3 separate regions of the Homo sapiens genome follow, and all the other regions are linked to region 3. The links are chromatin loops, found by intact Hi-C in ENCODE. Cell type or tissue: mammary epithelial cell. All regions are shown on one strand. Links, peaks and the distances in the headings refer to the core of each region. The heading gives the core; the rest is flanking DNA.

Region 1 (7,686 bases), core at 1,704-6,703, 260 kb before region 3:
TCATGTGAAAAGTCAGTGGTGCATTCTTCTGAGTGTAGGCAGAAGGTTGATGTCTGGTCTTGCCCTTGTCCTGTGAAGATAAGTTGGTAATTGACATTGTCAGGGTGAGATTCAACAGAACTCAGTTTTAGGGCTAGTTTATAGAGAGGGATATGTATCCTGAAAGAGTTAGGGGCTCACGAGGAATTTCCTTGTGAGCAATTTGTGAGGCCATCTGGGGAGATATGTGATCTTCTGTCAACATGGGAGCCTGGCTTATGGATGAGGCGATGACACAGGGTTGTGAAATGACAGCTCTCATTTGGGAACAAAAGGAAGGCGGTGTTGCGTGACTCAGTTCCCAAGGTTGCCTTTCCTTTTGGCATAATGAGTGTGGGGTCCTGAGATTGCATTTACTTTCACAAAACAGCACGCATATTAAAAAATGAAGGAAGAACATTCTTACATGGTACAGATAGTAACTTGTTAGGTCCTTTCTAAATTAGTTACCTGCTCTAAGGAAAGGGTCCTCTTTCCATTTCCTTATTCTGAGGCTAGAGAGAAGGGTGGATTCCCCAGTTTTCAGGGAGATGGTGGTCATCGTGTCTGCAGACTAGGTTTGCTCCCTGGGTGTGGTCCAACTTTCTTTCTGACTTGCCGTCCTCTCTGGGTCTCCCTGCAGACCCCAGGTTGGCCTCCTGCCTTTCTGCTTTCTCTGGCCTTATCTCTCTCTCTCTCTCTCTCTCTGGTTCCATTCTCCAGGACCCGCAGATTTCTTCTGCTTCCTGAATACTCCCTTGACCGTGTCATGTAACCCCAAGGTTCTGCTAAACAGTCAAAGCCGATTCCATCGGATAATTCGAGTTAAAGTGTAAAAGGAGGGTAGTAGCACATTTCTGTGAACATGTACATTTGAAAGTTTTCATCTCTTAACCTGAAAATGTGATTGGAACAGGCGCTTCAAGAGTGTGGAAAATATGGCCAGGTGCGGTGGCGCATGCCTGTAGTCCCAGCACTTTGGGAGGCTGAGGCGTGTGGATCACCTGAGGTCAGGAGTTTGAGACCAGCCTGACCAACATGGTGAAACCCCCTCTCTACTAAATACAAAAAACTTAGCCAGGTGTGGTGGCACATGCCTATAGTCCCAGCTACTTGGGAGGCTAAGGCAGGAGAATCACTTGAACCTGGGAGGCGGAGGTTGCAGTGAGCCAAGATTGTGTCACTGCACTCCAGCCTGGATGACAGAGTGAAATTCCATCTCAAGAAAAAAAAAAAAAAGAGTGTGGAAAATGGCTTTTCTTTCCCAAGCGATACATGTGGTCCCTTAAACCACATCATTGACACCATCTGTACGCCATCCACGCACAAGCCCGGGCCTGAGTTCTGGTCCTTTGTCCTGTTCTGGAGGAAGATTCAACCTATGTGGATCCCAGGGATGTCTTTTATGAGTATTTATCTGAAACTGCTAATGAACATGATTCTTACCTTTTAAATGCAATTCTTTTCATGAACAATAGGAACTTGATATGCATCTGTTAATGATGAAATCTTAGCATGGTTGATGAAGTTGGCAATAAATCTTTCCTATGGTTTGAAAACTGCTTCTAAAGTCTGTTGGAAAGGTCCTGTGAGCCTGGATTTTATGTTGTAAGAAGCAGTAATTAATTGAAAGGCTCTGTGAGGGTTATTTCTTCAGCCCCTCCCCACTCCATGTTGCAAATATGTTTCTCTCATGCCTGGGGTTTATGCTTCTGGAGAGATCTGTCCAAGGAAATTGACTTTAGATGCTACAGTTGTTAACTTTGCAATCAGCTACTATTAATAGCTTTTATGGGGTCGGGGGTTTGTTCTCTTCCTTTGAGAAGTTTATGGACAGTGGTGTCCACAGGCACTTAAGGACACCAAGAGAAAATTTAGAGGGCACTGCTTACTCTCTTAAAGACACGACACTTTCTTTTCTTTCTTTTCTTTTTCTTCCTTTCCTTTCCTTTCCCCTTTCCTTTCCTTTCTTTTCCTTTTTTTTGAGACAAGGTCTCGCTCTGTTGCCCAGGATGGAATGCAGTGGCGCAACTTCAGCTCACAGCAACCTCTGCCTCCCAGGTTCAAGCGATTCTCCTGCCTCAGCCTCTCGAGTAGCTGGGGTTACAGGCACTCGCCACCATGCCCAGCTAATTTTTCTGTTTTTTGGTAGAGATGGGGTTTCACCATGTTGGTGAGGTTGGTCTCAAACTCCTGACCTCAAGTGATCTGCCCACCTTGGCCTCCCAAAGTGCTGGGATTACAGGCGTGAGCCACTGCACTCGGCCTGACAGACACTTTCGAGTGGGGGACACCATTCTGAGCTTTGGACTGGGGAGCCCACTCCTTCTGTCAATACCATAATCTAGTGCTATTGTTTGGTTTATAAAAAATAGATTTAAATTTACACTGACACATTAAACACCCAGACTTCATAGTTTAGGGTTCACTCTTGGTATTGTACATTCTATGGGTGTAGACAAATGTGTAATGACAGGTACCCACCACTGTAGTATCGGACAGAGCCACTTCACTGCCCCAAGAATCCCCTGTGCTTCACTGATTTATTCCTCTCCCCAAGTCTTACTGGATTTTCAGCAAGAATTAAATTATTCTGCATATTGGACAGGGCCTATTTAGAGGCCTGCACATCTGTTTTTATCCATTTGTGTAACGATACCGTGTGTGAAAGTAGGTTCATGGATCAGATGAGAAAAGTCAATTCTCTAAGATACCTTCCCTTGTGGCTGTGGATTCTCACCTTGATGATTCAGCTTTGTGTGATGGAGGTGTCTGCCAGAGAATTCCTGGCCACCCAGCTCCTCAGCCCTCTGCCCCCACCCCCAATACACACACCTTTCTCCATTGTACCAGATGCTGTTGGAAATTAGGGACCATTTCATCTTCATCTTTGTAGCCTGGGGCCTAAAGCACAGTAGTAATTGCTCAGTAGATGCTCTGTGTGTGAGTGAATGAATGAATGAACGAATGAATGCTCAACCACCAGGTCCTAAAACGCCTTTGTTTACTCAGCTACATGCTCATTTCCTGACTGCAGGTTGCCCTTCCCTGCTGCCCATGCCTAGCTCTCTGCCCACCCATCTTAGGGGAAATAGGGCCAAGGCCGGGTCTCTAGAGACACACAGAGGTTGTGTCTCAGCCCAGCCTGGGATTGTCACTCTGGGATGAGTGAGCAAGGGTGTGAGCTGGTAGAGATGGCATCGCTCCAATGTGTGGGTCCGATCAGGAGAGACATAGGGCTTACAGGCAAATAGCAGAAACCCCACCTCTGCAGGGATTTGCATCTCCTGCCTTCAAGAGAGTACAATGCAGTGTAGAAGAGTGTGTCTTGGAGCCAGGGTCTTGGCTGGGCTGTGTCCTGAATTTGCAGCCTGGCTCATTTCAACTCACTGAAACCAGGGGAGATGAAATTTTACACCTGCAATTTGGGATTGGGCTCATTCTGTCACCCTTGCTGACATGGTTCAAGGACAGTAGGAGTGAGATGCTTTGAGACCTTTCTGTGAAAGTTGCTGGTTATATGAACACTCTGTGCCTGACTCTTTCAAGTGCCAGGGCTACCTCTTCATGTGACACAGGGTGCTGGCAACAGAAAAATGACTGTTAGCAGGACCAGCCCACCTAATTCTCAGCAGGTGGGCCACTTTCTGTCCAGAGTCCCTGCTGCAGCCTTGGCCACCTGCACAAAGGGAGGCTTGCAAGTCCTGGAACCGGAGCAGGGGTGGTTCAGCATTGATTTGCCCATCCTTCCTCTCATTGACAAACAGCCAGGGGTGAGTTGAGTTAGTGGATTTGTTTCCTCTTAAGAGGCTGCCGAAACTGATCTTGTTCTTACTCCTTTCTAAGGTGGAATGAATGGCCAGCAGGTGGAGTTAGGGCTGAGCAGAACTCTGGAAGGTTCCTGCCTCTTCAAAACTCCAAATGAATCTTGGTTTGTTTCCATGGGAGGGCAGTGGGGGTGTCTGGGTGGAGGGAGGACTGAGCACCTCCTCGCTCAGTGTTGTGAAATGGGCAGAGGCGTCAAAGACCCTACACAGAAGACATTTGTTAGAGCAAGGAGCCGGGTCAGGGTCTTGGGAAGAGCTTGTGAAGGAGGATCTGAGCCCACAACACTAATTTAAACCTAGAATGGAACCAGCCAGAAAACCCTACCTAGTGACTAGAGCGGCGTGAGTTTGGCATGGACGAGACTCCTGGCTTTGCCAGCTGTTTCAGCATCTCGAAATCTCCTAACCTCAGTGTTTCTGAGTCTTTATTTGTCACGTGACATGTGAGGTGGGCATAATTCCTACCTCGCAGGGGTTAGGAATGTGTATGTGTAGAAAACACCAGGTACTGTGAGTCTCTAATGCATAGTGGGTTCTCAAAAAATATTAGTAACGTTCAACGATGAAACCAGAGGAATATATCACTGGGGAGACTGTGCTGCCATGAAATCCAAAGGCGATCCAAATCTGGTGATGAAACCTTTGTCTGTGGCTGGGATTCAAGAATTTGGCAGTGGATGTGCTCTAAGAAGACCCAAGGAAGAATGAATGATCCGGGGGTGTCATGTTGGCCGGGGAGGATACAGCCCAGCCTGGGTCTTCCTGGCTGTGGGCTCAGCCCTCGGCCCCATGGTGACTCAGAACTTGAATTCAGTCAGTCCTGTGCTCCACACCTCTGCTTCCCAGCACCTACCCCACACATCCCCTGCCTTCAGAAGGCTGAAAGGAGGCTGAGTTTAGGTGGATAGAACAGACACACGTACAATTTCTAAACTCCATATAATTGATATCACTTAAATATCACAGTCAACCCGCAGTCAGCCCCATCCTCTGCTCCTGGAGATAACAACTGTGAAAACAGGGTGGGAGCAAAACAGGACAGGGATAAGGTCAGTCCCTGCCAGCAGGACAGCGGAAACCTCTGGCCTGCACCAGGCTGCCCCGTGCCTATGCTCTGTTGATGACGACTTGGCCAGGTTCAGAAAGCGGCCCCCTCCTAGATGGAAACTCCAGGCAGGAAGTTCGCACATCTGGCTCTGTCTTCTGCATGTGATGAGTTTTTCTCGCCGTACCCGGCAGGCTTTTCCTATCCAGCAAATTTCATTATGTTGCCTAGGTTATTGCAGATTTCAGAATGCTGGGTCCATCACCCCATATTTCCCACCATGAAAGGGGCTATAGACTGTGACCTTTGACCTTTCTGGAACCTCTAGGCCTTTCTGGAATGCTGCCTGGTTCTTGGAGTGCTTGTACTTCTCTTGCTGTTGGATCTTCACAACCATAGGTGCCATTTTCCCCATTTGATTGGTGAGGATAGGGAAGTCAGTGACCCAGTCAAAGTCGGAGATTGTTTGTGATTAGAAAAAAAATTCCAGGTCTCCTAATGCCTTCTCAAATGCTTTATTTTAAAAAACCACATCACACTACTTGTGTGGCAAGAAAAGCCAGGGTCATGCAAGAGGCTGTGGGGATATAAAACCTGGGTCAGGTTTACCTGGAAGACCAAGTAAGGCCGTGGAGTTATAAAACCTGGGTCAGGTTTACCTGGAAGCCCAAGTAAGGCCGTGGGGATATAAAACCTGGGTCAGGTTTACCTGGAAGCCCAAGTCCAGTAGAAGTTGGGTAACGAGTACAGTGAGTAAAAGGAAACTGACACCTTATCATGGACAGGGTTGTGCTGGGAACCCACCCAGTAATCACTGCGTATGACCTTTTAGGGGAGACTTCCACGTAGGAAGAACATGGTTGGCTCCTCCTACATTTTCCTGAACAGACCGGCAAGGACCAGTGGCATTCCCCAAGGGAGCTCCTTGAGGAATTCAGGGATGAGGCCAGTCTGTTGCCTGACTTTTGACCCATTTCCATTGCTCAGGCCTTCCCCCATTGGTTAGTCTCTCTGGAGAGCCTCCTCCCCCTCCATTCAGCTGTGACTTAACTGGTGGGCTGGGCCGCTGTCCTCGGGCCCAGGACCTGGGACACGTGGCTGGGTGCAGGGCCCTGCACCATGCTGTGATATTGTGTTCTTGCATCCTTTAGAGAAGGTCTCATTGTGACTCCCTTCCCCTGTAATCCATCAGACTACTTTTTGACAGTAGAGCCCTCAGGTCTTAAATGAAATAAGCCTTGGGCTTATTTATCTGTCTTTTCCTGGTCCCCAGCAGAGCACCTGGCACGTAGTAAGGGCACAGTCAATGGTAGCTGCCACATTGTCCTTATTTTCTATTCCTTACAACAGTTTCAAAAGCAAGGGGACATCTCCCTCATTTTGCAGATGAGGAAACAGGCTTAAAGGAGAAGGCTGCCTGGTCACGAGCTGCAGCCATGGGATTCAAACCGTGCCTGTCTGGATTCAAAGTTGGAGTTCTTTCTACTACATCACTGCAGTTCTCCTGAATGAGAAACCACACCAAACTGGTTTATGCCATTCCTTATTTTATTTTATTTTATTTATTTTTGAGACAGAGTCTCATTCTTTTACCCAGGCTGGAGTGCGGTGGTGTGATCTCGGCTCACTGCAACCTCTGCCTCCCGGGTTCAAGAGATTCTCATGTCTCAGCCTCCTGAGTAGCTGGGGTTACAGGTACCCACCACCACGCTGAGCTAAGTTTTGAATTTTTAGTAGAGACGGGGTTTCACCATGTTGGTCAGGCTGGTCTTGAACTCCTAACCTCAGGTGATTTGCCTGCCTTTGGCCTCCCAAAGTGCTGGTATTACAGGCATATGCCATCGTGCCTGGCCCAATTTCTCATTTTAAAAGCTTCTGGAATATGACTTGGAGTTTCTAGGTGACTTTGGGACAGGGTGAAGGGGACTTGGTAGGTAGTAGGAGGGTGTCAGAGCTCCAGCACAGAATGGGATGTGGTTGAGGGCAGGATTCAGATCCAGCAGGAAACCCAGAGTGCCAGGCTGGAAACTGAGGCAGAAGCCCAAGGGTGTGCCTGGGGCTATGGCAGGGATGAGTCTCCAGGTGGCTTTGGAAGTTGGGGGTGAGGGGAAGAGGAAGCTGGAGGCTGCTTGGTTGTAAATGTGGTGAAAACATGAAGAAACTCACAGGAACCAGTGAGGGTGGAGAGTGGGGTTGAGTTTAAGGGCATGTGTGGGTGCGTGAGCTTGGTTGGATTGTGTATGGCATGAGGTGGTGGTTTGATAGTGAGTTACTGTCCTGCACGCAGCAGTGTGCTAGGTGGAGAGAAGTCCAGGCTCCCAGCACAGGAGGTGATAGTTGAAGCCATAAGGCAGCATTAGGAGAGGCAGGAGAGAGCAGAGGGTAAAGACAAAAACTTCGGGCTGGGCATGGTGGCTCACACCTGTAATCGCAGCACTTTGGGAGGCTGAGGTGGTCAGATCACGAGGTCAGGAGTTTGAGACCAGCCTGGCCAACGTAGTGAAACCCTGTCTCTACTAAAAATACAAAAAAATTAGCCGGGCATGGTGGCAGGCACCTGTAATTCCAGCGACTTGGGAGGCTGAGGCAAGGAGAATCGCTTGAACCTGGGAGGCGGAGGTTGCAGTGAGCTGAGATTGCGCCACTGCACTCCAGCCTGGGCAACAGTACAAGACTCTGTCTCGAAAACAAACAAATAAAAACTTCGGGGCTTGGGCACTGGTGGGACCAGAAGAGGGAACACACCTCAGTCCAGCAGACAGCAAAGGAGCTGTTACAACACGGGCGGGAGAGCAG
Region 2 (7,600 bases), core at 2,601-7,600, 340 kb before region 3:
CAGTTCTGTGAGGAGGTGGAACTGTGTGTTCCAGCTCTCTGCGATTCTGCTTTGTATCCTCAGGAAGATTTTAGAATGGCTGGAAAATCCATAATTTATACTCATTCCTACTTGCTTGGGTTTTATAACACAATCACAACTGTCCTCTCATTTCATCCTCAGAAACCTCTCTGAGACAGGGATTATTAAAACTGTTTTACAGATTTAGAAACTGAATCCAAGTGTGGTTGGACAGCTGGAAAATTATGGAACAAGGATTTAATCCTGCTAATTCCCAATCTAATCTTGGGCCATGCCTTTATTACCAAACCTCTTAGAGCCCTCTCTTCCTTGAATTTTTCACTCCATTAAAATCTGATTTTTATATCAACACCTCCGTTGAGATTGCTATTATAAAACTCACAAATGATATTTTTATTGTCAAATCCAGTAACCCCTTTTTTTCAGCCTTTAGAAACAAAATTTGAACCCTAGGTGTGGTGGCTCACACCTGTAATCCTAGCACTTTGGGAGGCCGAAGAGGGAGGACTGCTTGAGGCCAAGAGTTAGAAACCAGCCTGGGCAACATAGCAAGACCCCTGTCTCTACAAAAAATTTAAAAATTAGCCTGGTTTGGTGATGTGCATCTGTGGTCCCAGCTACTTGGGAGGCTGAGGCAGGAGGATTGCTTGAGCCCAGGAGTTTGAGGCTGCAGTGAAGCATGATTGCATCAGTGCACTCCAGCTTGGGCAACAGAGTGAGACCCTGTCTGTTGTTTACAAAGATACTCTTTGGCATTCTGTTTTCCTTTGGCCTTGGGGACTCTTGTTACTCCTGATATCCCTCCCACCTCTCTGATGACTTCTGCTCCTTGGCCTTTATACGCAACTCCTCTCCAGCCCACATCCCAAATGCTGGCGCTCCCTGAGGGTGCATCTTTGGTCCTCTCCTCTTCTTACTCTGTGCAGTTTTCCCAAGAGAGCCAATCCCCTTCCCTGAATTCAGACGCCATCTTGAAAGCACGAATTCCCAGACACGCACAGCAAGGTCACGTCTTCCATGGGGTTGAGTTCCAAGGTCTGAGGCCGAGGTAAAAATAGCATTTTCTCACTATGAGATTTGTTTGTTTTGTTTTGTTTTGTTTCTGATGAAACAGCTGGCTCAGATTTGGAGCCATTATGTAGAAAAACAATGTTTTTTGTTTTTGTTTTTGAGATGGAGTCTCACTCTGTTGTCAGGCTGGAGTGCAGTGGTGCAGTCTTGGCTCACTGCAACCTCTGACTCCCTGGTTCAAGTGATTCTCCTGCCTCAGCCTCCCAAGTAGCTGGGATTACAGCCCGCCATCACGCCCGGCTAAGTTTCGTATTTTTAGTAGAGAGGGGGTTTCACCATGTTGGCCAGGATGGTCTCATCTCCTGACCTCATGATCCGCCCTCCTCGGCCTCCCAAAGTGCTGGGATTACAAGCGTGAGCCACCGCGCCCGGCCAAAACAATGTTTTTTTAAAGGTTGGGATTTTACTCAGAGAGTTCACAATGTGAGAATGCACAAGAGAAATGAGGCCATCGGAGGAACAGCAGATTCACACCTCCCATTTCGTGGTCAGTTTAGAGCACATAGCCATGAAGTGAAATGGCAGAAAAAAAACCTTCAGTAATTTTTCCTTTCTCTCTGTGATTTATTCAGGAGCAAGTCCACACTGTGAATTTGGGTGTTAACGATGACTCTGTTCATCTCCGCCCCATCTCTCGCTGTCTACCTTCTAGGCCTTTCCCGTTTGGTTGTCCTGCAAGATTTCAAATTCAACATGTCCAATATTTCATTTATTGTCTTTACCTCCCATCCCGTTTTAATTAGATGTAGCAAGATGTTCACTCAATATTGTTGCTGTAACAAAGATACTCCCAAATTTTAATGCTTAACCAGTAAAAACTTACTTCTCATCTCATATCCAAAGTAGGTGTTCTAGGGCAGGAGGCAGGAGGTGAAATGGGGGCATGAGAGGTCCGCTCCGCAAAGTTGTTCAAAGGTCCAGACTGAAGACTCTGCCATCTTCCATAGGTGGCTTCCAAGGTTGCCTTGGCGTCACCCGGACAGGAGAAGGGAACAGAAAAGAGGATGCAGAAGGGCATATCTAAATTTTAGCATCACCCTTACGAAGTGTGCGTATGCCAGCAATAAGTCTACGGTATGGGAGGGAGCACAACACCAAACTTTGGTGGACAGTTTGTCTGCCACACTCCCTTCCTCCCTGTTTCTCATCTGTCCTTCCATCAGTATTTCCTGTGTTTTGTTTTTTTCTGTAAAATGGGCCACTAATAGTACTCTCCACAGGAGTTGTTATGAAAATTGAGATAGTGTATGTGAAGCAATTAGAATATGCCTGAGTCATATGGATGCGCCGTAGTGTATGAATGATAATGGCTATTAATTAGCTGCGGGACTTCCTCAGCCACCCAGCTGTGCCAAGCTAGAAACTCTCTTCCCTCATCATCCACCTCCAAACAACAAGTCCTGCTTGTTAATTTAAAAATTCATACATATTTACTTTTCTTTAACTGCAAGTAATAGGCCTGCAGGTCTCTGTCGAGCCACAGATGCAGGTCTCTGTTCCACAGGGTGGGGTTTGTTAAAGTTGTTAAAAATAAGGCCAACTTGAAGAGATACCAAGTGACGTTTAGAAGACGACGAGAGGGTAAAACGGATTACTATGCCCAGAAACGCTTGGTGATGCAGGATAAAAATAAATACAGCACACCCAAATACAGGATGATAGTTTGTGTAACGAACAGAGATATCATTTGTCAGATTGCTTAGGCCATATTGAGGGGGATATGATAGTCTGCGCAGCATATGCACACGAACTGCCAAAATACGGTGTGAAGGTTGGCCTGACAAATTACGCTGCAGCGTATTGTCCTGGACTGCTGCTGACCCACAGGATTCTCAGTAGGTTTGGCATGGACAAGATCTATGAAGGCCAAGTGAAGGTGACTGGCGATGAATACGATGTGGAAAGCATTGATGGTCAGCCAGGTGCCTTTACCTGCTATTTGGATGCAGGCCTTGCCAGAACTACCGCTGGCAATCAAGTTTTTGGCACCCTGAAGGGAGCTGTGGATGGAGGCTTGTCTATCCCTCGCAATACCAAATGATTCCCTGGTTATGATTCTGAAAACAAGGAATTTATTGCAGAAGTACACCAGAAGCACATCAGGGGCCAGAATGTTGCAGATTACATGTGCTACTTAATGGAGGAAGATGAAGATGCTTACAAGAAACAGTTCTTTCAATATATAAAGAACAATGTAACTCCAGACATGATGGAGGAGATACACAAGAAAGCTCATGCTGCTATATGAGAGAATCCAGTCTATGAAAAGAAGCCCAAGAAAGAAGGTTTTAACTTTTTTTTGAGACAGAGTCTCGCACTGTCATCTGGGCTGGAGTACCATGGCGGGATCTCAGCTCACTGCAACCTCCGCCTCCCTGGGTTCAAGTGATTCTCCTACCTCAGCCTCCTGAGTAGCTGGGATTTACAGGCACCCACCACCACGCCCAGCTAATTTTTTGTATTTTTAGTAGAGATGGGGTTTCACTATATTGGCCAGGCTGGTCTTGAACTCCTGACCTTGTGGTCTGTCTGCCTTGGCCTTCCAAAGTGCTGGGATTACAGGTGTGAGCCCCCGCGCCCGGTCAAACCAAACAATTTTCTATGAGGATTTTTCAGATAAAGACAATAAACTTATTGACAGAAAAGAAAAAAAGCAAGTAATAGATGATTCTGATGTGGAAATTATAACATATGGATTTAGATTTTTTTTTTTAAGAAAACAAAAGAAGAAACACTGTCCCTGAGGGATCCGATGTGTTTATGTGGCTTCACTTGCCATCTTGAAAATGGTCCCATATGACTATGGAACTGGGTTGGAGCTCCCAGCTGGAAGGAATCATGAAAAGTCTTCTTGTCCCCTCATTATTTTAAAATTTTTATTGTTTTTTTTAAGACAAGGTCTCTCTCTGTCACCCAGGCTGGAGTGCAGTGGTACCACCATAGCTCACTCAACCTCAACTCCTGGGTTCAAGCAATCCTCCTGCCTCAGCCCCCTGAGTAGCTGGGATTACAGGTAAATGCCACCACACCTGGCTATTTAAAAAAATTTTTGATAGAGATGGGGTCTTGCTGTTGTTGCCCAGGCTGGTCTCAAACTCCTGGGCTCAAGCAATCCTCCCGCCTCGGCTCTCCAAAGTGCTGGGATTACATGCAAGAGCTACTGTGCCGGGCCTGTCCCCTCATTTTAGAACTAAGGAAACTGCAGCCCAGATAATGGCAAAGTGGGGCCTAGGACCCAGGTCTTTTGACTCCAGTCTTGCCTTCCATGATACTCAGCTGCCTTAATTAATTAATTCCACAGAAAGCTAAAACCAACCATACAACTCCTCTCCCTTCCTCCTCACAATTTTTGTTTGGTGTCTGTTAAATGGAAGTGGCTGCTGCATGAATTTCCTCTAATCTCCTATGGTTACCAAACCGATGAAAATTCTAGAGTACTAAGTTCTGATTCTTCTAACCTGGTTACTCTGACCCCAGGCCCAACCATAACCCAGTCCACCTCCCTGCTTTTTATTCTGAGCAGCAGATGGCACTGTGTCCAAGTCTGGAAAGATGCTGTCTGTTTCCAGGGAAAGTTGGGGGAAATGCATTCAATCTTCCTGCTAAACACTCCTATAATTTTCTTGAGGCACTCGCCCTCCTCTTCCCAGGCTTGAGTGTGATCTGTGTGCTAACAGGCACAAGTAACACTGTCAATATGTGTGTAATGTATGTGGTTCCGGACGAGTGGGCTTAGACTGCTAGTCCATCACGAACTTGCTTCCTCTCCTTCCTGTGCACACAGCTGGACTACATTTCTCAGTTTCCAACAGAGTTAGATTTGGCCGTATGTCCAAGTTGTGGCCAATAAAATGCAAGAGGTTGTGCGCCATTTCTAGGCCCCATCTGTAAACTCACACGCTCTTTGCCCTCCACTAGCTGATGTCAGTGCCCAAATTGACCTTGGAGGTCATGGGCTGAAGATGGTGGAATTGCGACCACCTTGGGTCCCTGAATGACTGCATGGAGCAAAGTCCCTGCATTGACTTGGATCTACGTTGGGCTGTTACACAAGTTTAGAATTAAACTGTAATGTGTGAAGCCATTGAAATTTTTTTGCAGTAATTTCCCTACCACAACTGATACACAGATTAACTGATGAAACCCTAATGTCCTATGTGATATTCCTGTAGAAAATATTTCATAGGAAGTATCCATGTTTCTGCACAATAGGGATTTCTTTCTCCATATGAGACTCCAAACAGGTTCCCTGTCAAAAGGGGTTGTAAAGACCTCCCCACTCCAATTGTTTTAGCAGGCAAAGGACTTGATCTGCAGACTCAAAGGCAGGCAGCTAGCAAGGAGAAAGCACAGTAGCTTAGGAAAAAGAGAGACTGTAGCATGTGGTCAAATTTGTTTATGAGTAAAGCAGGTAACCAGGAATTTGCCAAGCATTTTGGAATGAATTAAATCCTTCAGTGAAGATAAAGGTACCGTAATAAGAACTATTCATGTTGGAAGAGTGTCTTTAAAGCTAGCCACCAACAATTTCTCACCTCCCTGTACACACGTTTCTCTTGCATCAAGAGGTGGATTCTGCCTGTAATCTCAGCACTTTGGGAGGCTGAGGCAGGAGGATTGCTTCAGCCCAGCAATTTGAGACCAGCCTAGGCAACATAGCCCTGTCTCTACAATTTTTTTTTTAATTAACCAGGTATGGTGGTGCATGCCTGTAGTCCCAGCTACTCAGGAGGCTGAGATGAGATCACTTTGAGCCCAGGAGTCTGAAGCTGCAGTGAGCTATGATCATACCTCTGCACTCCAGCCTGGGTGACAGAGTGAGACCCTGTCTACAAAAAAAAAAAAGAAGTGGATTCTGTTCCCCACACCCTTGAATCTGGGCTTGAATGTGACTTGCTTTTGCTAACAGAATGCAGCTGAAATGGTGCTGTGCCAGTTCTGGGCGTAGGCAGCTTCCACTCTCTTGAAATCCTGTTGCCTTGCAGAGAGGAAGTCCCTGTACCCTGTGGAGGAAGAGAGGCCTTGATGGAGAGAACCCAGAGGCCAAAGGCCAGCACCACCTGCTTGGCATTAAGTAAGTCTTCATGATGTTTGGGCCCCAGCTGAACTCCACTTGTTTGCAGCTGCCTGCATAACCACAATCCACACCACATGGGGCAGAGCTGTTGATCTGAGGTCAGTGCACCCTCAGAATCATAAGAAATAATAACTCCTTGGCTGGGTGCAGTGGCTCACGCCTGTAATCCCAGCACTTTAGGAGGCCAAGGCGGGTCAATCACCTGAGGTCAGGAGGTTGAGACCAGCCTGGCCAACATGGTGAAACCGCATCTCTACTAAAAATACAAAAATTAGCCACGCGTAGTGAGGGTTACCTGTAATCCCAGCTACTTGGGAGGCCGAAGCAAGAGAATCATTTGAACCAGGAGGCAGAGGTTGCAATGAGCAGAGATCACACCACTGCCCTCCAGCCTGGGCAACAAGAGGGAAATTCTGGCTCAAAAAAGAGAGGAGCAGAGAGGAGGGGAGAGGAGAGAGCCATGTTACCTGACTCGGGTTCCAGGGCTTAACTTTTCCCCTCGGCATAATGAGTTTGAAAGGTCCTGAACTTTCTTTTTCTTTTGACACCTATGACTGAGTCTGTTAGGCCAGGGGGTACCCAAAGATCATCGAGATGCAATTCCTGCCATCATGGAGCTCGTAGCCAAGCAGAGGGAGACAGAAATGCAAACAAACAGCGAGTTTTTGGAATTGCTACTGAGTGGGGGACAAAAAAAATGGAAGCAATCCACTTTGAAAAGCTTAAGCTGAGTTGGGAAGATGAGTAGGATAGGATGAGTAGCTGAGGGGATTGCAGAGGAGGAGCAAAACCAGTTCAGGCAGAGGCAGCTCAAGTACAAAGGCAGCCCGGAGTGGCCTGATGAGGTGATTGGAGGGAATGCAGATTGTTTGCAATAGCTGGGCTGAGAGGAGGCAGACCAGGTGAGGTGTGCCCCTTGCCAAGTTTCCTCTTTTTTTTTTTTTTTTTTTGATACAGAGTCTCTCTCTCTCTCTCTCTGTCACCCAGGCCAGAGTGCAGCGGCCCTATCTCGGCTCACTGCAACCTGCCCCTCCTGGGTTTAAGCAATTCCCCTGTCTCAGCCTCCCGAGTAGCTGGGATTACAGGCATGCACCACCATGCCAGCTAATTTTTGTATTTTTTAGTAGAGATGGGCTTTTGCCATGTTGGCCAGGCTGGTCTTGAACTCCTGACCTCAAGTGATCCACCCACCTCAGCCTGACAAAGTGCTGCGATTACAAGAGTTTCCTCATTCTTAACGTGCATGGCTCACTACTGCCTTGTGATGCTCTGTGCCACATGGTGCCAGATGACACTATGGGCTGTGTACCTTCACCCCTGCCCACATGGCTTATCAGGATCAAACGAGGCAGCTCGTCCATTTTGGGGTGAGCAGTGTACAAATGGAGCATCAGGCTCAGGTTTTAAGTGACAAATGAAACAAATGTGCCC
Region 3 (7,686 bases), core at 1,307-6,306:
ACATCCTTTTTAGTGATCAGGGCCATGCCTTACATTTCTGTTTCCGCCTTAATGCTAGAAACTCTGTTAGGACAGGGATTTTAATCTTATAGCTTCAAGTTTAAATGGTAAGGACCTTTGAACTGACCTCGTCCAGATCCTTTGGTAGGCCGGAGGGGAAGAAACCAACATTTGCCAAATGGCTATTGTGTGCCCAGTGTTTGGCTAAGAATTCCTCATAACTTCTCTATGAAGTATCATTTTCTCCACTTACAGATGAGGATGCTGAAGGGCAAATTTCTATAACTTCTAGGGGATAACTTTGTAACTTACACTACTTTTCAAATTCTTTGGAGTTATCTTTTTTTTTTTTTTTTTTTTTTTTTTTTTGAGGCGGAGTCTCACTTTGTTGCCCAGGCTGGAGGTGCAGTGGCACAATCTTGGCTCATTGCAAGCTCTGCCTCCTGGGTTCACACCATTCTCCTGCCTCAGCCTCCCTAGTAGCTGGGACTACAGGCACCCACCACCAAGCCCGGCTAATTGTTTTGTATTTTTAGTAGAGATGGGGTTTCACTGTGTTATCCCCGGGATGGTCTCGATCTCCAGACTTCGTGATCCGCCCGCCTCAGCCTCCCAAAGTGCTGGGATTACAGGCGTGAGCCACCGCGCCCAGCCTGGAGTTATCTTAAAGTCTACCATGGACTGTCTCCCAAAATGCATATACTGAAATCCTAACACCCAAGGTGATGGTGTTAGGAATGGGGGGCCTGTGGAGGTGATTAGGTCATGAGGGTGGAGCCATTGTGAATGGGATTAACGCCCTTATAAAAGGGACCTCAGAAAGCTACCTCACTTAGGGAAACAGAGCCCCCTCTTGTTATAGAGCCTGCTGCACTTAGAAGGCAGCGAGGGGTTTCAGTAACTCCTACTGTTAAAAACTCCTACTGTCTAAAACCTCTGTTATAGACATTAGGTCTACAGTGGTAATTCTGACACCTGGAGTCTAGGGCCATGTCCGTAACCAGTGCTTGTCTATCAAAGGAGGCACTGGTCCACACAACCCTAATCTCCCCCTAGTCATTTCCCATCGAGCCATGTGGCCTAATGACTACTATCTGGAGGCACCTAGTTCATGCATGTGTGTACCTGTTACTACGGGTTACCCTCTGCTAGGTAATAAGCTCTGTGAGCACAGGGTCCTTGTCTATTTTGTTCACTACTATATTCCTGATGCCTACAAAGGCCCTGGCACCTAGTAGCTGCTCAGTAAATATTTTTTGGATGGATGGATAGATGGATGGATGGATGGATGGATGGATGGATGGTGGATGGTAGCCAGTGAAAGAACACAAAATTTTGAAGCTTGGAGCCATCTAATACCATGGATCCCAGATTTTGATCTGCTCCCAACAGTGCTAAATTGAGTAATGCACAGCCCGCCGATACATTTCCTGTGATTAAATCCTATTCTTCCCTGTATGGAGTTCCAGAAGGTGTTTTTATAAGTTGGTTATATTTGGAACAAGAAGTGAAGAAATTGCTAGCCCTCATCAAGGCTGTCCATTAAGTGAGAAAAAAGCCTGTGACTGGTCTCGAATTACTTATCGAGTAATTGAAATGTGTGGGGAACCACGACAGGATATAAGACTAACGGCCACGCTATTCTGTACGTCCAAGCTTCTCTAGACATTAGCCCCTTGACCGTGAAGATCTCGCTGATTGGGCATGCGCATGTTTGCTAATCACGTGGCACAGTTTAGCCAGTTTGTGATTATTTGTGTACAAATGTCTCTATCTCACCCAAAGACAACAAAAGCCCTGCAGGTCAGGGCCTATTTATATCATCTCACACAAAGCCTTGTCAAGAGTCTCCGCTGAATGGATTCACCAATTCCAGAAGACAGGTGCCCTGTCGTTCACTTTTGAAAAATGACTCACGTGGTTCATTTATGTCCTTGGGCCTGCAGTTAATTCAATTCTAAGGCTGAAATGACTGAGGGAGGACAAGGCACACAACAGGCTTCTCAGCATAACTTGCCAAGAACAATCTCCTTACCGTGGAGAGGAAAACCCTTGAATCCTTATTGATTCTTCGGGGCCATTCGAGAGGGAAAAATAATCTTCTCACTCTTGTAGTTTCAATCTCAAAAAAGGGTTGAAGGGCTCCTATTTCCCTGTCAAACTCTGTTAAGACATTCAGGGCACTGTGCCAGCCACTGGCTTGGGACAATGAGTCTCTGTTTGCTTAGCTAAGATTAGAGAATGTGTCAACAGTCTTATCTACCACGTCATCTCTAGATCTTATTACCCTTAAGCAATGAGTGGGTTGAAAGATTAGTAGGAATGCCTAGAAGTAACTTGTTGGAAGAAACTGGTCACAGACCTGCCAAGGTTTGTCATCACTCAGCATGTCTGTGAAGTTCAAGGGAACTGTGTCTTTAATGGGACTGTCTAAAATCATCTGTAAATGAAGGCCTAAGACCAAGAGGCACATTGTCTCCATGATGCTCTGATGCCCAGCCTCTTCTCTCACTGATACCCCAAGAGTGACTCTTCGCTAGGAATTCTGCAGACGGACCAGGCTGGGTTCTTTTATACCCTAATTCAAGTCATGAGTCCTGAGTGACATCCAGTCCTCTGTGGTTCAGATGGAAAAGCGTTTGAGTGGCTCTGTTGTTCACCTCCAAAGGCATCCCTCCTTCCAGGTGACAACAGCTGGGTATTAGAAGCATGTTCTTAAAGGTCTTGCTACTCAAAGGGTTGTCCTTGGACCAGTCCTTGGTATCACATGGGAGCTTGTTCTAGATGCAAATTCATGCCTCCTTTCCTACCCAGACCCACTGAATCAGCATCTCAGAAGGCAGGGCCCAGCAACCTTTGCTTTAGTGATACCCTCAGGTAATTCTTCTGTGTGCTAAAACTCGAGCTGGATTGCTCGCAACTGTCCCCTTCTCAACCACACTTCCCAGAGGACTGGAATCTAAAGGCTGGGATGCGATGAGCAATTATTTTCTAGTCTCTACACCTGCTAAAAGAGTGTTATCCATAGGTTTCATCCTGGGATAACTGTGAAACAGCCTTGCCAGGTAAAAAGTGCTCCCTGAAGGAGGAGGAGTAAGAGTGGCAGGGACGCAGTGGTTCAGTGCTGGCACTGGGTTCTTCCTGAGTTCCTTCAGTTTCCTAGTGAGTGGTTCTGTCAGTGGAAAGGTTAGTGCAAAGTGGCTCTAACCCTAAAAAGTGAAACAGGATTCTGTTGAAGATTGCTCAATCCAGCCTACTCACTCCTTCCTGCCTCACCCCTGCCCACAGGCGCCAGGAAAGTGTTTCCTCCCAGATTTCTCTTGATACAAGAGACCTAGGGTGGTGCATTCATGAAATGAGGGAAATTCTTTTTACAGTTTTCTTTTTTCTTTTCTTTTTTTTTTTCCTGAGGCACAGTCTCACTCTGTTGCCCAGGCTGGAGTGCAGTTGGTGTGATCTCGGCTCACTGCAACCTCCACCTCTTAGGTTCAAGTGATCCTCCTGCCTCAGCCTCCCAAGTAGCTGGGATTACAGGCATGCACCATCACGCCTGGTTACTTTTTGTCTTTTTAGTAGAGACGGGGTTTCATCATGTTGGCCAGGCTGGTCTCGAACTCCTGACCTCAGGTGATCCACCCGCCTCAGCCTCCCAAAGTGCTGGGATTACAGATGTGAGCACTGTGCCCGGCCTCTATAACAATTTTAATGGGGAACTTCCCATGAGAACCTTCGGTCAAAAATCGTGTAATTGTCGTACCTTGTCTCTATTTCTTTTTGATGAGATGAATCTACCCCACTGGGTTTCAGTGGACTTAGCAGATGTGGAAGTGCCCAAGAGTGGGGTCTATGCAAAAGAAGCAGGCAAGGCTAGCAGGGACTGTTCGTTAGATGAGCAGTACATGACTTACAGATTCTCTGGGTGTCAACTCCTAGTGCTGTCTTAGGGAGAGTTAGGTGGCCCAGTTATGAGACTGATAAGGTACGGTGTGCTCAGTAGAAAATGGTTAGTAGAGAGAAAAAGAAAGAAGAGGTGAGGCATTTCAACTTTGAATGAAAAAAACCAAAAGAGCCAACGAAGATTCTAAGTCATGATGCATGTGGTAAAACCATTTTGAAGATCTTGTATCATAACCTGTTTTTAAATCATTAAACGAAGAAACAAAAACCTCCAACGGACAACTCTAAACCTGTAACTTCAGCTCGAAACTCTGAAGACCTGCTCACATTACAAGTTTAGGGCATTATTCTAAATTTACTCGGGAAAAGTCCATTTATTTCCCCCAGGTGGAGATTTTTAAACCTAAGGGAGCCATCTGGTGGCTTGAGTGTCTACTAATTAAAATCCTTTTAGCCATAAGATTCCCACCTTGTGGGTACCGTCACTGAAGCAAATGGCGTAAGATACACCAGAGTTGACGAGAAACTTTCTTATGCTGTATAAAAATCAAATATTGCAATTTAGACAAATCAAGCCAAAATTCAAGGTGAGTGGTAATTCTGGTATTTTTTCTACCTGCTTAAAAGAAACCAAATAGTGTCTGTGAATCATTAAAAGTTGTCTTTCGAACCCTATTTCAAGACTGCATGTTTTAACATGAGACAACCCAATCATTACAAAACTAGAAATCGATCCAAAAAACATGAGTCAACGGCTTGCTGAAATGACACACGGGTTTGACGAGCTTTGGATCCTGCCCTTACTTTGTAAGGGGTCAGAAAAGAATGGTAGAAGAGAAGCTCCTACTTAGAAAAAGAAAATTTCAACTCCTAAGCATTGTGAATAAAAATAATTTAGTATGAAATATGCCCTTTCAGGTCTATAATGACACACTGCACTAGTTAATGATTTCAGTATAGTATCTATATCTTTCAATGCTGAAATTTCTTTCTTTGCATCTTTTTTTTTTCTTTTTTTTTTTTTTTTGACAGGGTCTCACTCTGTTGCCCAGGCTGGAGTGCAGTGATGCAATCGTGGCTCACTGTAGCCTCAAACTCCTGGGCTCAAGCAATCCTCCCACTTCAGCCTCCCAAGTAGCTGGGACTACAGGTGTGCACCACCACATCCAGCTTTTTTTTTTTTTTTTCAATTTTTTGTAGAGACAAAGCCTCTCTATGTTATCCAGGCTGGTCTCGAACTCCTGGCCTTAAGTGATACTCTCACCTCAGCCTCCTGAGTAGCTAAGACCACAGGCATGCACCAGTAAACCTGGCTATTTTTTTTTTTTACTTTTGTAGAGAAGAGGTCTATGTTGCCTGGGCTGGTCAAAATCTTTTTTTCGTGGAGAAAAATGTACATGTATTGTTCTCATCAGGAAGGAGAAAAGACCACTTCCAAACTTCAGATAGTGGCCTTGAGTAAGAGGCAGTTCTGCTAACAATAACTTCGCCTATTTTTCTTCCAATGTCTCCATTACTCCAAGCTGCCTGGCAGTGAATATATTACTGGGAATGGTGGTGATTATTTTTTTATAAGGACTATCCGGTGGCTTTCATGAAAGCCTAATTATACTGATTTTACTGGCAACCAAGAGGAACAAGCAGTTAAGAGTTCCTCATTATTTCCCTTATAGTTCACTGTGAAAGCATAACTTGGCTATAAACATGTACCAAAAAATTGGAGTAAATGTTGAAAATCAAAATGTAATTTTTAAAATTACTTACAAAACCAATACAAAGACTGCTTTTTAAAAAGATATTATGTCTGCTGAATAATACTTTAAACCAAATGTAATAAAAGACTGAAATGTACATTATCACTGGACTACTCCTCAAGTAATGGCATTCTGTTTTTAACACTGACCAATACATTTAAAATGAGAAAATATCACAGTGTATCCTCTGTGAATACATATACCCTGATTTATCTGGGTAGAAGCATTGCTCACAGGATCTGGTGCTGCCAGTTCACGCTTTCCCTTGCTCCCCTCCTTGCTCTAGTAAGAGAGTCCCGACAGCCAGGCCGCGGGTGATGGTACCAGCCTGGCCTCTACTCCCATCACGAATTGCAGTGAACACCACGCTAAGCATGCACACTGGGTCAAGATACCAGTTCAATTCCAGAAATATAGTTAAAAAAAATTCAGCCAGTGTTCCAGGCCCACTCTCTGCATGATGCCATACTGTTAATTTAGTTGAATTGTTCCAATTCACATGACGCAGTCGTAGCCTTCATCTCGGGGGATGGAAATGGGGCAAAGAAGGTGCAGGGTGCTGGGTGTGCAAAACACTAGGTGTGAGAAGTTCTCATGACACGGCACATACTTATTGCTATGAACCAAATGCATTTTCATTCTCAGAGCCCCTCTGTCTCCCATGCACCACTCTGAGGCTTTTGAACAAATTGGCTCAACACGTACAACACTAGACGGAACAGTAGGCAGGCCCAGTGCAAATTTTTCTGGCAAAGTCAAGAAAGCCGGAGGGTCTGATGCAATGGTTCTCAAGCTGGGGTGATTCTGTCCCGCAGGGGACATATGACAATGTTTGGAGACCGGGGATGCTACTGGCATCTAGTGGGTGGAAGCCAGGGGTGCTGATAAACATCCTACAATACACAAGACATCCTCTGCAGCAAAGAATTCTCCAGCCCCAGATGTCAACAGCGCCAAGGCTGAGAGTCCCTGGTCTAAGGGATTTCAAAACCACTTCAGAGAGATAAAGTGCGAGGCGGTATCATAGAGGCGCCAGGAAGGTGTCCCCTCATTCTCCCCCTTCCTAGAACTTGACGATAGATGCTTAGCACTGAGCCTGACGCACAGCAAGCACTCAATAACTATTTACTGAATTTATTAAAATAAGCAAAATGGGCCGGGCGCAGTGGCTCACACCTGTAATCCTAGCACTTGTGGGAGGCTGGGGCGGGTGGATCACTTGAGGTTAGGAGTTTGAGACCAGCCTGGCCAACATGGTGAAACCCTGTCTCTACTAAAAATACAGAAATTAGCTAGGCATCGTGGCGCGCACCTGTAATCCCAGCTACTTGGGAGGCTGAGGCTTGAACCCGGGAGGCGGAGGCTGCAATGAGCCGAGATTGCACCACTGCACTCCAGCCTGGGCGAGAGAGAGACTTCATCTAAAAAAAAAAAAAAAAAGGCAAATGCCATCCCACACTTCTCCCCCCGAGATCCAAGTATAATCTGATTGTGGTTATCAACTTCCCTAACTTTTGTCTATTTAACTTTTGAAAACATAGCATACTATGTTATATCACATAACATAAAAGGTGACATCACGTTTTGTATGCAAAAGCTAGATTTTCCCACAAATAATTTGAGCCTTGTATTGTGCCAATCACTTCAAGCCAAAAGTTAAGTTTGCACAGAATGGCTGTATCCATCTACAGAGCAGTATTTGTTCAACTGTTTGTTGAATATTTGGGGCATTTTCCTATTATTTATTTTAAAAGAGGAAAATGATAAAATGCACCTGAAGCAGCTAGTGATAAGAAATGAAGATATCGCAGTAGTCATGCATTTGAGAAGAGACAAAGATGGAAATGATCACACAGAACAGAAGTGACCAATTGGGTGCTCACTGGAATCTAGGTAGGCCAATGTTCAGATTTAGTTATAAAAGAATGAAAAGCAAAAAGCTATAGGCATGGGGAAATATATCATCAAGAACTGTGACGACTCATACGTGGTAGCTGAGAAAGTGGATCTCAAGGAGGTAGAGAGTAGAATGATA

What was found. Peaks named below come from ENCODE experiments on the same cell type or tissue, not always from the same donor. Only the 100,000 strongest peaks of a DNase experiment are listed, where the experiment ranks them.
Region 1: a loop joins it to region 3, with 7 times the contacts of the local background. A loop is called at or near these places in 3 of 110 quality-filtered maps.
Region 2: a loop joins it to region 3, with 13 times the contacts of the local background. A loop is called at or near these places in 15 of 110 quality-filtered maps.

What each region holds. Positions count from the first base shown.
Region 1 is chr10:12,971,591-12,979,276 of GRCh38, reverse strand. The region is part of intron 2 of CCDC3 (coiled-coil domain containing 3); the gene reads left to right. Among named protein-coding and RNA genes, the nearest start is that of CCDC3, 26 kb to the left of the region's middle. In mammary epithelial cell, for the core only: a CTCF peak has its summit at 3,888 (motif pointing right); no DNase peak of the experiment used is centred there.
Region 2 is chr10:13,053,674-13,061,273 of GRCh38, reverse strand. It overlaps a transcript of CCDC3 not described here and the pseudogene RPL5P25. Among named protein-coding and RNA genes, the nearest start is that of OPTN, 43 kb to the left of the region's middle. In mammary epithelial cell, for the core only: a CTCF peak has its summit at 4,612 (motif pointing right); no DNase peak of the experiment used is centred there.
Region 3 is chr10:12,715,130-12,722,815 of GRCh38, reverse strand. All of the region lies in intron 3 of CAMK1D (calcium/calmodulin dependent protein kinase ID), which reads right to left. Among named protein-coding and RNA genes, the nearest start is that of MIR548Q, 6.4 kb to the left of the region's middle. In mammary epithelial cell, for the core only: a CTCF peak has its summit at 4,322 (motif pointing left); DNase peaks (open chromatin) are centred at 2,265, 3,275 and 4,625; H3K27ac peaks cover 1,735 bases.